Linked DNA regions of Homo sapiens: region 2 is linked to region 1. A link is an interaction called in ENCODE POLR2A ChIA-PET data of the cell type or tissue named here. Cell type or tissue: MCF 10A. All regions are shown on one strand.

Region 1 (8,000 bases):
ATCTACATTTTCACAAGCCTTCCAGGTGATTCTAATACAAGCCAAACTTCTGAGAAGCGCCGCTCCACTGCCCCTGTGTCCTAGTTACCAACTCCTGCTCATTCCGGGCTGAGCAGTAGGTGGCAGTGAATCGCAGAACGGTATTTGGACGGCTGCTAAATGCTGAGAAGGGGCTGGCTTGCACCAGATTGGTTGGTGATGGAGCTGGTGACAATTGCTCCAGTGTTCTTACACTAGCCCACAGTTCATGATGCCAGCTTTCTCATCTCAGGAAAGTTCAGGGAACAAATCCAAACATGGTTCAAAGTCATTCTAAGGTCTCTTCTTAGTCACATGGTGTTTCCAAGGCTTTGAAATTGTTTACTTCTAACTCATGTTTTCAAAGTTGTATCCTTCAACAGAGAATTCTGTGAGTATCTGGGTTTGGACTATTCTCCTAAGACACCTTCCCACCCTATAAAATCCCAAAGTCATGAGTACAAATCATTTCTGCCATCCTTGGACACCTTTTGGGCAAAGTATTTGACCCATCTCATGCTGAATGGACCCTTGGCCCCTCCTCTGCAATGGACCAGATCCGGTGAATGGTGAACATCCTGTTTCCCTGGATCTTTTGTCAGGCAGATAAAATTCAATGTTTGGCAAACTTTGTTAAGGCTGAGAGTGAGGTCACTGCAGTTCAGGTTATTTTCTATCTGGGCCACAAGAGGACACCCTCCACTCAGCCATGAGCATCTATAGTCTCCATAAAGCTCCGAAGTGGGTTGAGTGATGTGCTGGATTATGAAGAGGGGACAGTCACCTGCTAGAGAGGGAGGGGATGTCACTTTCCTTCTGTAGAGTGGTGGGATGAAGTGGCTTTGGATCAGACCTCAGCCCTGAACTCTAGAGCTGGGTTGCTCGAAGTGTGGCTCCCCGACCAACCGTATCCCCGTCAACTGGGAAGTTGTTAGAAAAGCACATTCTGGGGTCCTAGCCCAGACCTGCTGAATCCGAAGCTCTGGGGGTGGAGCCCAGCAATCTCTGGTTTAACAAGACCCCTCCCCTCCCAGGTGATTTCCATGTGAGCTCTCGCTCGAGAACTGCTATTCTCTCCTCCAGAGCATCTTCCTGGTTATTCTCTGGGACGCAAAACCATGGTGGTATCTGATCTCATCACACTTCTGCCAGGAGGTGAAATCGAAGAGGCTACATTCTTGATGCTCAGTGTCTTCTTCAGGTCATTTGCCTGAGGACACCTGGGGATACTGAGGTCAGTCATTCTGCATGAACGTGTGCAGTCCCTGGGCTCAGCCCTGGGCCGAAGGCTCTGAGGGATGTAAGGGTCACTAAATAATAATTTGTCAGCCCTCACAGAGCTTCCAGTCCTCCATGAAATGCAGGGTTGCCGCCTGAAAACAGACCAAAGGGGGCACACGACATGGTTCTGACAGCATGGGTAAATACAAGGAAGCTGGGAGCCGTGCAATGCTGCACACGTCCCCTCCCCGGCTTCATCTCCCATTCCCTCCCACCCAGCTGCTGTTGCAGGGCCCCCTGCCTTCTTTTTCACTCTCAACAGCACACCCTCAGTTTGCCCTTGTTTTCATTTCCTTTTCCCCTTACCTCCCATACCTCTTTTCCAATCTCTCCCCCTCCCGTTCTGGTTTTGTTGTAAATCACAAAATTTCAGGAACAGGCCCAGCAAGGACAGAAGCCCCAAGGGGCAGGGGAAAAGGAGAGAAACTGCATAGATAAGAACAGGCTTCTTCTCAGAGTAAAGACTAAGAAGACACAGCCGTACTGTAATAGTAGTTACCCTTGTCCGAAGGGCAGTGCAAGCCTGGAAAAGGGAGACCACCCGTGGGCTAGGGAGTGGGGAAGAAGCTCATTAGGGTGTCTGGACACGAGCTAAACCTTCACAGGGCACGGGGACTTGGGAAAGCAGAGGGGACGGAGAGGCCATGCCAGCCCCATAGCAGGGAGGAGCTGGGGTGGGAGGGGGGCCGGGGGCAGCCTGGTGGGGAGGGAGGATGGATGGGGAGTCATAGGAAGTGAGGCAAGATGGGCTCCCAGATGGAGGAGGGAGCAGTTAAAGTCTGAGTTTTATGATAGATGTACCAAAGAGGTGTGATAGGTTCTGAGCAGAGGAAAACTGTGTATATTGTTATTGTGAAGACATCTTCTCTTCCTGAGGTCACAAACTCAAATGCCTATAGCATGAAGCAGGCCAGGTAAGAAGCTGGAGGGCCTGGAGGGGTCGCGTGAGCTGGAGAGCACGTGTCCACCCTGAAGTGGGCAGTGATACACAAATCCCGACAATTATTACCGGGGGCAAGTAGAAGCTGAGTTGCGAAGTCATCCAGTTTTTCGACAGAAATTGGATGTCTGGATTTCTTTCTCATAATGTAAAATTTCTTCATTTTTAAATAGGCAGCTCATTGAAAATTTAAAAAAATCTGTACACCTTTGGGTGGTAACTTCTGACCTGCATTTTAAAAAATTGGACCTGAGGGTTTGTACCATACTCTTAATCAAAAATATTATGACCATTGTTTCTTCTTAGTTTCCTCCCTCACCCCTTTCTAGTAAATCCATTTATTATGAACAAAAAATATGATAACATCCAAACATGAACAACGTACTGTTTTCAACACTGCACACGAATTATCTCATCCTCATACAACCCTGTAAGATTATCTACTCCCACTCTATAGATGAGAGAACTGAGGTACAGAGAGGGAAAACAACTTGCTCCAAATCTCACTAGTTTTAAGTGGGGGAGCCAAGACCGAAGCCCAGGTGGTCAGACTACAGGGTCGTGAGTTCAGCCTGTGTGTTATATCCTTCCCTATATTCTTTGGTGACCATATTTCAGTTGTGTTTTTCCCTCTTCCAAGTATGAGTGACATTTGTGAGGTTGTATTTTCCTTCTTGTGTTAAAATATTAGGTTCACTGTCTTTATTGCCCGTGCCCTGGTGCCTGAGGCCTGTGAGTCAGCTGTGCTCAGTCTAGCAAGCATCCATGGAGGACCCGCCGTGCGCCATGCATCGTGCTGGTGCCAGCTGTCCCATTTCATGAAACTCCATTTTAATAAAAGATACTGACAGATAGAAACCAAAAATTTCAACCTAATATGGGATGTTATGTTGAGACAAAGGCATCTTTGGTATGCACTGCGATCATATAATGGAGTCATAAATGTGGAGGAGGGGTGGGTCAGGGAAGACTTCCTGGGAGAAACGTCCTGGGGGCTAAGTCTCAAAGAACTCTGAGGAACACCAGGTTCAAGAGGCCAGGCATTAGAAGTCAGAGGGGTGCAGGGAAGGTCAGCAGAGTGGCGATAAGGCAGGAGGAAGGAGCCTGGGATGGTAGGGTTGAGCCTACCTGAGACAGCTGATGGATAGGAGGAAGGGACCAGTCAGAGGGGCTGGGGAATCATGACCTGACATTGTGTGTGTTGATTCAGTGTCTACACGCTCAGTGTCAGGCCATGGGGAAGACCCCACAGAGAGGGTAAGGCTTGTTGTTGAAGTGGATGGATGAGAGGCTCTACCCCTCATTATTTGTGGGGCCTTAGGCAGGCTGCTTTGCCTCTGGGAAGCTGAGTTTCCTCACCTGTGAAATGAACTCAAACTTATTCAGCTTAGTGAGTACTGAATAAGAAGATGCTGGTGCCAAGTCTAGCACAATGCCTGACCCCAGCAATCATTCAGACAATGTTTGCGATTACTATCATTTCTGACACTTAGTAAATGTTTACTGAAGGAGTGAAAGGGAGCAATGGCTTAGGTGACCCCAGCGGCACCCAATGCAGTTGGGAGATCAGATCATCAGCTAAGCTTAAGCCTGGCCCATGATTTCCACTTGTCTTACGAGGACTGGGAAATAAGGGTTACATTAGTTTGAGGGAGACTTCAGCTTTAATATAAATTCCAAGTGACGCCATCCAGTCCACCGGAGAAGCAGCCTGCCTCAACAGGCAAGTCTGACCACAGAGACTGCAGCTGAATCAGCCGTAACTCGGAGCTGAGGCTGATAATTTTCTGAGGCTTGTCTGCACGCCTGTGAATCTTGCGTTCCTGTAGGTTACATCATTCTGTCCAGGTGCAGACAGTCCTGCTGATGGAACACTCCCCGGCAGCTGCAGCAACCTGGCACCTGGCATGGAGGAGTCCATCTGGTGGTGATATGCAGCCACTCAGGACTCATGCCAGCCACGCCGGCTCCTGGATGACAGGCAGATATGGCTGCGGCTGCCTTGCTTACTCCCAAATAGCACAGAGCAGGACAGTCTTCCAGCCAGGTGGGTAGTTCCAGGAGGCCACATTCACCTTGGAGATTCCTACCATACTCAGGAAAAGAAAGAAAAGCTGCGTACAGTTCTTACAATCATGCTTGTCATTTCTGTAGTCCTTTTTGTTTAAGGATCTCAGCTGCTGGGGCACGTGCAAGTTTTCCTTCAGTTTCTGTGCCAGCAATAATGTGCCTTGATTTTCGGGCAGTTATAAGTGGCCAGAGAGAAAGGGGACCTTAAAAGTGTAAGCCTGGCTTATTTTTTCTGGAATGAGCTTTCTGCAGCAGTGGGTCCCAAACTCAGCACTGTGCTGGGCTTTTCTGGAGGAATATGACACACACAGGGCTGCCAATTCTGATTCAGTAGGTGTGTGGCCAGCCCCAAACACCTGCATTATTAACCAGCTCACGGGGTGGTCCCCTGACCGGCTGCCTCCAATCCCCTGAGGTACTTGTTAAAAATGCAGGTCCCTTGGCCATACCCCAGACCCACTATATAGACAGCTCTATCTAGGGTGTGGATGGATGGAGTTTCACTCTTGTCACCCAGGCTGGAGTGCAATGGCATGTTCTCGGCTCACCACAACCTCTGCCTCCCGGGTTCAAGCGATTCTCCTGCCTCAGCCTCCAGAGTAGCTGGGATTTCAGGCGCCTGCCACCATGCCTGGCTAATTTTTTTGTATTTTTAGTAGAAACGGGGTTTCACCACATTGGCCAGGCTGGTCTTGAACTCCTGACCTCATGATCCACCCGCCTCGGCCTCCCAAAATGTTGAGATTACAGGCGTGAGCCACCGCACCTGGCCAATGGCTTCCTTTTTAACAGGTGCATTTTGCCACAGGTCCCTCAGCGGCTCTTGAACACAGTCAAGTTTTAGAGCTGCTGCCGTATGTGATTCTGATGCACCGTATTTGACTACTACTCCAGAACAATTATGCTTGAATTTCTGTCTTGCAGACCCTAGATTTTTTTTCCCTGACTCAACTAGACTGTCCTCAGCAGCTGAGAGAAGTGTTGTTGGCCAACATAACACAAAAGAGGCAAAGAAAGTAGAAAAGTGATGTAATCTGAAGCCATGTGGAGTCTGAGGCCAAGAAATTGGATGGAAAAACACCAGGGATCCTCACCTTGACTATGACCCAGCTTTGAGAGTTGAAACGGAGTGTCTGAAGACACTGCGCAGTTCTTTGGCGAACGGGCTAGTTGGAGTTAGCAACCTTCTGCTTGGAGAAGCTTCTGCCACTGCTTGTAGGTTTGCTTGGCTTTTGTACTTTTTTTTTTTTTTGAGACAGTCTTGCTCTGTCACACAGGCTGGAGTGCAGTGGTGCCATCTCAGCTCACTGCAACCTCTGCCTCCCAGGTTCAAGCAATCCTCCAGCCTCAGCCTCCCAAGTAGCTATGACTACAGGTATGCACCACTATGCCCAGCTAATTTTTGTACTTTTAGTAGAGACAGGGTTTTGCCATGCTGGCCAGTCTGGTCTCGAACTCCTGGCCTCAAGTGATCCGCCTGCCTTGGCCTCCCAAAGTGCTGGGATTACAGGCGTGAGCCACTGTGCCTGGCTGGCGTTTGTACTCTTCTGGGCAGTCTTGGGGCAGGGACTGTGTGAGCAGAGAGTTTGGAAACTTGGATCCCAAAGGTCAGAGGCAGGGTCTGACCTCCAAGGGAGAGGAGAAGCACAGTCTGTGGATCTGGGAAGTGTTTCAGGACAGGCTTTGCTGCCAGTCCCCAGGAGCCTTCCTCCCCTGCGGGGAGCCAGTACAGAGGCATTCTCCAGGAACCCAGCTGGCCAGACAATGCCACTCTGTTCCTGAGTTTGCTGGCACCTAGGCGGTTAACCCAGAAGCCGCCTCTGTGCCCTTTAGGGCAGGCAAGTTTTAAAGCTCTCCTTTCAACTTTGGGCCAACAACATCTCACAGGGTAAGAAGATGCACTTTCCTCCCCCAAGGCGCTGTTTTTCAGTATTCTTTGACCATGAGGTCCTCAAGAGTGTATCTTTTCTTCTTTTCTTCCTCTGCAGCTGATGATCCCTGGGAGAATTTTTTTCTTTTCTTTTCTTTTTTTTTTTTAGAGATAGGGTCTTTCTCTGTCACCCAGACTGGAGTGCAGTGGCTCAGGCATAGCTTACTGTAGCCTTGAATTCCTGGGTTCAAGCAATCCTCCCACCTCAGTCCCCTAAGCAGCTAGGATTACAAGCAAAAGCCACCATACTCGGCCCCTGGGAGAATTTCTACATCTTCAGAAGAATTCTCCCAGGAACTCTTGAGATGAGAATAACCCATGTCCACTCAGCACTGTGAGCCAGGAACATGCAAAGTGTCTTTCTCCTACTCCATGGTGGCCAGAGATCAAACAGCCATTCCTGAAGGCCAGACACTGGAGACATTTAAAAAAAACCTGTTTTAAAATTTATTTTATTATATTCCATAACATGTCAAAATTTAAGACAGCTTTAGGCCGGAGGGCTCACGCCTGTGATCCCAGCACTTTGGGAGGCTGAGATGGGTGGATTGCTTGAGCCTAGGAGTTCGAGACCAGCCTGGACAACATGGCAAAACCTCGCCTCTACAAAAAGCAAAAAAATTAGCTAGGCGTGGTGGCACGTGCCTGTAGACCCAGCTACCTGAGAAGCTGAGGTGGGGTGGAAGGCTCGCTTGAGTCCAGGAGGTCAAGGCTGTAGTGAGCTGTGGTCATGCCACTGCACTCCAGCCTTGGTGACAGAGTGAGACCCTGTCTCCAAAGACAGCTTTAAAATTGCATACAGTATATCTCAAGAAGAGGAATAACAACAAAGAGAAATAAAGGAAGGGGAACCAATGAAACTAGGTAGAGGTTGATGCATGAACTCCTGGCACACTTACTAAAGACAGTACACCGATTTGTGTTTTTTTTGTTTGTTTGTTTGTTTGTTTGTTTGTTTTGAGACAGAGTCTCGCTCTGTCATCCAGGCTAGAGTGCAGTGGCGTGATCTTAGCTCACTGTAACTTCTGCCTCCTGGGTTCAAGCGATTCTCCTGCCTTAGCCTCCTATGTAGCTGGGACTACAGGAACATGGCACCACGCCCAGCTAGTTTTTGTATTTTTAGTAGAGACAGGGTTTCGCCATGTTATCCAGGCTGGCCTCAAACTCTTGACCTCAGGTGATCTGCGTGCCTCAGCCTCCCAAAGTGCTAGGATTACAGGTGTGAGCCACCACACCCAGCTGGTTCTAAGCTTTTTAGCAAGGAAGAAGTGGTCAGGCTTAAAGATAACCCAAATGACGTCAATTCCTTTACCCTTTCCTTTATTATTTTTTAAATCTATCATTTTTTGAGCTTCTACTATGTGCCAGGCACTGTCCGAGGCATGGAGGATACAGCCGCAGTCAAAATGAAGCCCCTGTCTCTGTGTAGCTGACTCTCCAAGTGGGAGAGGGAAACAACATGCAAGTAAGCAATGCCATACATGATAATCATATGTCAGGCGGTGCTAAATGCTAAATGAAAATGACCACAGCATGCCTAAGGATGGAAAGTAACTGGGAAGAGGTGTGGCCATTTTAGACTGGGGCACTATGGAAGCCCCCCAGGGACGGGCATTCGGGCAGCAACCTAAAGATGGAGGCGGGGAGCTGCACCGATGTGTGGGAGAAGAGTGTCAGGCAGAGGACAGTGTGTGCAAAAGCCACAGAGCGTGACAGTCATGGGTGTCTGTGGAACTCCCAAAAGACAGCGTGGCCCAAGCA
Region 2 (8,000 bases), 180 kb after region 1:
TGTAATAACCTGATACTACAAATGTACTAGAGGGAAACTGAGTCAGAACCCTGGTCTTTGGTTTCTGAGGAAATGATGTTCTCAGCAGGTGGTGAGGCCCACAGGGCAAGGGCATGGGTGTTGATGCCAAGGAGACCTGGTTTCAAGTTCTGGCTGCCACTTACTGTGTGTTTTGGGGCAAGTTTCTTAACCTCTCTGAACCTGCTTCCTCATTATTAAAATGGGGATAACAGTAGTGCTTAGGTCATGGGATGTTGTGAGTACTCACCCAGGGCATGGAAGGGCATAGTGCCTGGCACACAATTGGTGCTCTTTAAATGTCAGCCATTATTATTCTTTATTTTAGACTTTCAAGCCAGTGTTGGGAGCTCAGATACAGCTACATAATACCTCTTTTCAACCTGGTTATGTGACCTTTGCCTTTCTTCCTTCATTACAGCTGCTGGCCTTCCTGCAAGGACTCTTCACTTTCTATCACCATGGTTACGAACTGGCCAAGGATTTCGGGGACTTCAAGACACAGTTAACCATTAGCATACAGAACGTGAGTGGGCATAGGGACAGGCTTCTTTTATCTGGTTAAGGAAAAACAAAATATGGGCCTGATTGCCCTAGAAACCATCCAGGTGGCTTGGAATGTAGGTGAGGAGGGTGGGTCTTGCTTGGGTTCAGAGGGAAACTAGGGGCAGGCGTTTCTAGAGTGCTTGGTGGTTCTGAGTTAGACCATCATCCTCTTCTCCATTATTTCAAAGCCCTATTTATGTTCTCGGAAGTGCTGCTGCTGGTTATGTTTCAAATTTGTAGCGTCTGTAGCATTGGAGTCAGGATTTCCTTTGGCGGTGGAAATCCCAGCCCAACCCAGCCTCCATTCTATGCATCTAGCTGCCTGACTACATGAGACCGTGTGGAGTGTGTGTTCTGGGAATGGGGGCTGGGGACACATGCTGGCCTCCAGCTCAAAGGATGTTCTCTTGTCCAACTCTTAGGAAGGCTGGCAGGAAATCCAAGTCCGTGCTTCGCTCCCAGTGTGGTCAGCATTCCCAAGGTTTAAACACAGGACCTTTTGGTGCACAGAATCCTGCGTAGGGCTTTTTGGTTAGCAGTCACTGGGGCTTGAGCCCCCTTCTTCACTGTGGGATTGGACCATGTTATTCTTCTTATTTTCTTTGTCTCTAGGTGATCTTGTGTCCATGTGGGTTGTACTGCATGGGTTTTAGAAGCCTGGAGGTTACATAGTAGTCAGTGTTGTCTCAGAGAACAGGAAGTTGCAGAATCTTGGAAAAGGTTTCACAAAGCATGGCTTCCCCTTAGGCCAGGTTTCTCAGAATGCAGGCTCTGAAATCGAGATTGACATGCAGTGGGCTTACTGGAGGTGGGGGCAATGCTGGTGAAAACACCTGTGACAGAGTGAGGGCACCTGGACTCGCAGAGGGGGAAATAGAGCTGTGATGCAGATGCAGCAGAGGTCTCAGTGCAGGGGAGGCTCTGGAGCTGGGATGATCCTTCAAAGTCGCCCTGAATACAAGCAAGGGGGCCAGGCTTTCAACCCCCTTCTGCCTTTCCTCTAGCCTTGTCTAGTCATTGGGTGCAGGCTGACCTTGAGTGAAGGAACTCCCCTTTTAAGGAGGGACTCATCTGTGAGCCATCAGCAAGCAACATTCATGGCAGCTGGAGAAATGAACGCCTAGGTCCTTAAGTCATACAGGCCCCTAGAGCATCTGAATCAGAATCACCTGGGAGGCTTATCGTAAAACACACTTTTTGGCATCCAGAGGTGCTGAATTGATCTGTAGGAGTGAGGGCTGGGCATTTGCATTTTCTATAAGATCCCTAGGTGATTTTGATAGTCACTAGAGTTTGAGAGTCATTCTGGTATAGGACTTTAAGGCCAAAGTATACTTGTCATAAGGGAGTATTTGGCCAGTTCCTGGAAGGTTGAATGTCCTTTATCTCATTTTAGATCTAAGGATTCTATTAGGTTGATCTGGATTGTTAAAACAGATACTTTGTTTCTTTGATTTGAATAAAATTATTTTCATCCTAGACAAGAAATCGCTTTGAAGGCACTAGATCAGAAGTGGAATCACTGATGAAAAAGATGAAGGAGAATCCCCTTGAGCACAAGACCATCAGTCCCTACACCATGGAGGGATACCTCTACGTGCAGGAGAAACGTGAGTGCTTTGACTAGCAACAGCTTGGGATGTACTCAGGCCTCTTACCTAGAAGGTGGAGGATGTATTCAGCAGTGCCTACCTTACTGTAGATACATGCTTGGATAACAAGAACAATTTTATAGTTCACCTTTCCAAAGAGAAAGATGATGTCCACAGAATCTTGTCTACCTTTGTTTTTCTTTATGAATGGGAATTCCTTTGGGAACCTGCAATTCTTTAAGGCTCTGTGGTTGCTCTTCTCTCTCTAATGTTACTCTACTCTTGGGGTTCCTGTACCCCTAGTCCAGCTTTATGTACCATACCCTGAGCATAGCAGCCTTGGAAAGGTCTTACATGCTAGGCCCCTGTTATCTATCAGCAGTGTATCCTTTGGTAGACTTAATACTTGGTGATTCTGTTTTCATTTGACATTGTTTCAGCAAGGCCCAAACAATCATGACTTAGGCCTTTTTCCTCTTCTCCTCAACTCATTTCATTCCAACACTTGAATTTTATGAAAAGTAGGAACAAAGGCTCACTTCAAGAGCCAAGAAGAAGGCTGCATGCGGTGGCTCACGTCTGTAATCCCAGCACTTTTGGAGGCTGAGGTCGGTGGATTGCTTGAGCTCAGGAGTTCAAGACCAGCCTGGGCAACATAGTGAAACCCTGTCTCTACAAAAATACAAAAAGTAGCCAGGTGTGGTGGTGTGCACCTGTGGGCCCAGCTACTTGGGAGGCTGAGGTGGGAGGATTGCTTACCGGAGTGAGCCTGTTGAGGTTTATAAGAGCTCAGGAGGTGGAGGCTGCAGTGAGCTGAGATTGCCACCACTGTACTCCAGCCTGGGTGACAGAGCAAGACCCTGTCTCTTAAAAGAAAAAAAAAAAAGAGCCAAGAATACTCATTGTTCTGCCAGTGATGTCTAGGAAAGGAATGCCAGGTGCTGCTAACATGGACATTTTAGTGATGACTCACAAGTTCATGCCTTATGGCTGGGGAAAGGCTCTGTGATGGGGCCGTGCCGTTTAGGATAGCACATTCAGACTTAATTCGTGTATGCAATGCTAGGAACGAAAGAAAGTGAATGTTTTTTTCTTTAGTGGGTAATTCTTCTCCTAGTCCTTTGGTAGAGAACATTGGTCTTTTCAGATTTTTGCAGGTTTTGTGTTCTTTCATGTCCTGCTCTTCATGTAGAGTTAGGCAGATGTCTTCACTCCTAATAGCTTTCCGATGGGATAGAATAGAAATACTTGGTTTCACTAATTATTCTATTTAGTAATTACTCAAAAATTTGTTTGGACTTAAGTTTCCTGGTAACTGGGGCAGTAGTGGTGTTGGAGTATTGGCTGTGATGAGGATTACATTCCTTATTCTTACAGAGATGAGCCTGTTGAGGTTTATAAGAAATGTAGCTACTTCAGCTGTGTGTTTTGTATATGCCTGAATACAAAGTGATCCCCTCTTTGCCCAGTGAGAAGATCCCTGCAAAAGGTTTTAGGTCTACTTGAAAATATAAATTTTTAGGACTCTAAAAATATAGTTCAAAGTCCACCTATAATACTTAATTTGTTAATATATCATTCACTTACATATATAAAATCAATGTTGTTTTTTTGCACTCTCATGTCACACACTTTTATTCAGACACTTCACATGCTCTTTCAACATTAGTGTGTTGATTATCATGAGGACACTTTTTTGTTCCCTAACACAGTCCAGAGCACATGATGGGGATACAGCACTTTTTTTTTAATTTTAAATTTTTTGTAACTTGTTATTTTGAAATAATTTCAGACATACAGAAAAGTCGCAACAATGGTGTAAGGAACAACCATAAACCCTTTACCCAGTGCATCAATTTTTAACATTTAGCCACAATGATATCATTCCTTCTCTCTCTGTGTGGGTGTGTGAGTATTCACGTGAGTACAACTTGCATACACACACATACACACTTTTTTCTGAGTCATTTGAGAATATGGTTGCATATACCATGCTTCTTCAGTAGTGAGTATTTTCTAAGAATAAAAGATATTCTTTTTATGTAAACACATCTGTTAGGTTGGTGCAAGAGTAATTATGGTTTTTGCCATTAAAAGTAATAGCTAAAATCGCAATTGAACTCTTGCCATTAAAAGTAATGGCTAAAATCGCAATTGAACTCTTGCACCAACCTAATATCAAATTTAACATTGGTGCAATATTTAATCTGAACTACAGTCCGTATTCCAGTTTTGCCAGTTGTATCAATAATGGCCTTCTAAAGCATTTTGTTGTTCTCCAGTACAGAACCTCATACTGCATTTAGTTGTCATGACTTTAGTCTCCTTTAATCTGGAACAGTTCTCCAGCTTTTCTTTGTCTTTCATGACATTGACATTTTTGAACAACACAGTCCAGTTCCTTTATACAGTTTTCTTCAGCATGGGTTTATCTGGTGTTTCTTCATGATTAGATTTGGATTATGCATCTCTGGTCAAATCCTACATAAGAGTTCTTCTCTGGGGCCACATCTGGACACATGTGGTGTCGACCTGCCCCTCAGTGGTGATGTAAATTTTGATCACCCAGTCAAGGTATTGTCTGGTTTCTCCACTATACAGTCACTATTTTCCCCTTGTAACTAATTAGCAATCTGAAGGTAACACCTTAAGATCATGTAAATATCCTTCTCCTTATCACACTTTACCTCCATAGATTTAGCATCCATTGACAATCCTTGCCTGAGCTGATCTTTACTATGATGGTTGCAAAATGGTGACTTCTCAGTTCCACCAACCCCTCCACATTTAATAGTTGCCATTCAGTGTACTTATGTAAGGAAGAGTCCTGCTCCTCTTTCTTCCTCCCTCTCTCCCTTCCTACTGTCTATCCATCCATCCGTCCGTCCGTTATCCATCTTTCCATTGTCAGTTTGGATTTATGGGTTCCTCTTTTGTTCAGGAGGCTATAATTTATAACTGTCCTTATTTATCTTGATGCTCAAGTTGTCCAAGATACAGTGCTTTGGGAATCTTTGTGTTGTTCAATTACTGGAATTTTTTCCCCAGTCTGTAAGAATACACTAAGATGGTTTGTATTTTCATTTGTCCTTGACGGCCCAGTGGAAACATTTACTGTTTTGTTTTTTAAGTTTACTAAATGACATCTAACACTTGCAGTTGGCAGTCATGCCATACCATTGATAATTATTAAACGTCTGCTAATTCTCTTTATGTTTAAACAATTTTTTTTTTTTAACAATTTCTGCTGTGTGATCTCCATAAGCACCTAAAACTAGTATTGGTTGAAGTCCTTTGCAGGCTGACTAATGCCTTCTTCCTTTAATAGTGCTTTGTTTTCAAGTAATTGGCTAAGCACTGAGTAAAATCAGAGACTTGGCCAGAATACGACTGCATGGCACCTCCCTCTTGAGGTGACATACTAATCTTGAGGGACATAGTCCTTAGAGGTTACATGTGGGCATTGACAGTCACTTCCACTCTGCATCTCTGGTGTCTCTGAGCTCTCCTTGTCTGCTTTTCAGATCTTCTTGAGTTCTGCTAAAGTAAGTTAGGGGTTTGGAAGTAGGTCAGAACCCCTGATGTCTGTGCACAGAGTCACAGAGCAGCTGTGTGGGAAGCATGATGTCATCGCAACAGATGGGAATGGTCACAAGCGCTTGGAGGAGGCTTTCTGCGTTCTCTCCTCAATCATCTTACTCCTGTCAGTGAAGAGAGTGGAAACTTCAGTTGGGGCTTGATGATGGGAACGGGGATTAGTTTCCCCAGGGAACCTTTACTTCCGTTGTATTTTAAGACCCACTGGATGTAGCATCAATGGGAAACAGTCTTCTTTGGTCCCTGGGGGAAATCCCGGGGTTGGTTTCATTTGAGCCTGTGGGATCAGATTTCTGTCTATTCATTCTAGCTAGTGTGGAGAATATATTACTTCTAACATAGTTTAAGGGTAGGGTAGATGAGCATTATGAATTATGGGTTGTGGTTTTTCCAGCTCATGATGTATAGCATACAGTGGAATGTATAGATATTTTATGGGAAATATTACCTTTCAGGTCACTTTGGAACTTCTTGGGTGAAGCACTACTGTACATATCAACGGGATTCCAAACAAATCACCATGGTACCATTTGACCAAAAGTCAGGAGGAAAAGGGGTGAGTTCATTTTTAAAATTTGATGTTTGATTTGCTTGGCTAACATATAATGATTATAATGCATGTATAAAGTAACACCTCCAGTGTTATATTTATGTTTCATCATAAATTTAAAATTAATAATTTAAAAAATTTTTATATAGTAGTTCAGGAAGCCTAAGAGGCTGAAGAATCGCTAAAATAAGATGATTACTCTTAGCTCTAACTTACGTTAGGAACTGCAGTTAAGAAATATTTTTGTATTTCACATATATACAATATCAAGCGTATCAAATATTTTTATATGCTGAAAATTATTGAATAACCTCATCCTGTGAAACTGATTCAGTCCCACTCCCACTTGATACCTGGAGAGCTGCCAGTGGCAACATAGATGTCCTGGTTACCTATTGCTGTGTAACAAGTCACCCCAAAACTTAGCAACATTTAAAACAACAGCAATCATTTTAGTATTTCTCATTGTTTCTGTGGGTCACGAATTCAGGGGGCATTTGGATGGGTGGTTCAGGCTTGAGGTTTCTCATAAAGTACTAAGCAGACAGTAGCTAGAGCTAGAACAAGGAGGGTCTGAAGCAGCTCAAGCTGGCCAGATACAGCTGTCATCCTCTCTCCTGTATCCTTTTCTTCCCTTTTCCCTCTTTCTCTGCATACTCCCAGGGCCTCGCCATTTGGTCTCTCTGTATTAGCAAGTTTGGGCTTCCTCACAGCATGGTGGCCTCAGGGCAGCAAAAGGTTTTAGGAGTGAATGTTCTAGAAACTAAAGTAGACACTGCATTGCCTTTTCATGACTTAATCTCAGAAGTCATAGAGCCTTACTTTTACCTTATCTATTGGTTAAAATGGTCACAATAGCCCTCTCAGTTTCAGTGGGGGAGGAGGTAGACCCTGCCTCTCCATGGGAGGGGCATCAAAGTCTCATTGTAGGAAAAGCACGTGGCATAGAAGGTGATATGTAGCTATCTTTGGAAGAGACAGTTGGGCACATATGGCTCCCTGGTGTCCCCGCCATTGGGCAGCTCCTTGAATGCTCCTAGTTCTTCCCTCCTCCTGGCTGTTGCCTCTCGCCTCCTGCCTGCTTGTGAGTCTCCTCTGAGTGTTCCCACAGCAGGCCACATGCATTTCTATGGAGGTGACCTGTCTTTTCTCTTTGCTCCTATGCTTTATTTTCTTCCTTTGATATTCTACATTTCATTATGATAGCCCTAGCTTTGATTTTTTTCTTTTTTAATCTATTGCTTGGGAGGTTTTGGTTTTCCAGGATTTGAGATTTGGTCTCTTCCAATAACTCTGGAAAATTCTCACCAATTATCCCTTTGAGTTTCGCCTCCTTCCCATTCTATTGTCTCCCTCTGGAGATATTTAAATGTTTTTAATACAAATATTTACATGTTTTATCTGTTTGAGTCTCTGGACTGTATTCTGAATAATTTCTCTTACTCTGTCTTCAGCTTAAATAGTTTTTCATTTGTGTCTAACCTGTCGATAAACTAGTCCTCTACAAGCATTCCACTTCGGTCCTCTCTGCAGTACATTTTTATGCAACATGTTGAGTTTGCGTGTGTGTGGGCATTATAGAGTAGGGGTTAAAAGCGCTGGCTTTGCTCTCAGTCTGCCTGGGCCAGTGCTGTTAGGTGCTGTTGTCATTACTGTTAGGTACTCAGCCATGTTGTGCTCCTTGTTCTCTTCCACTT

The links. Peaks named below come from ENCODE experiments on the same cell type or tissue, not always from the same donor. Only the 100,000 strongest peaks of a DNase experiment are listed, where the experiment ranks them.
Region 2: POLR2A ChIA-PET joins it to region 1 with 5 read pairs; 2 of 35 experiments call an interaction of 5 or more read pairs at or near these places.

The regions. Positions count from the first base shown.
Region 1 is chr5:142,717,015-142,725,014 of GRCh38, forward strand. No RefSeq gene overlaps it. Among named protein-coding and RNA genes, the nearest start is that of LINC01844, 25 kb to the right of the region's middle. In MCF 10A, CTCF peaks have their summits at 95 (motif pointing right), 710 (motif pointing right) and 4,130; DNase peaks (open chromatin) are centred at 137, 717 and 4,047.
Region 2 is chr5:142,901,496-142,909,495 of GRCh38, forward strand. It overlaps ARHGAP26 (Rho GTPase activating protein 26), which reads left to right. Exons shown (of 23, transcript NM_001135608.3): 7 at 440-544; 8 at 2,045-2,174; 9 at 6,209-6,309. Among named protein-coding and RNA genes, the nearest start is that of ARHGAP26-AS1, 37 kb to the left of the region's middle. In MCF 10A, no CTCF peak of the experiment used is centred here; a DNase peak (open chromatin) is centred at 3,116.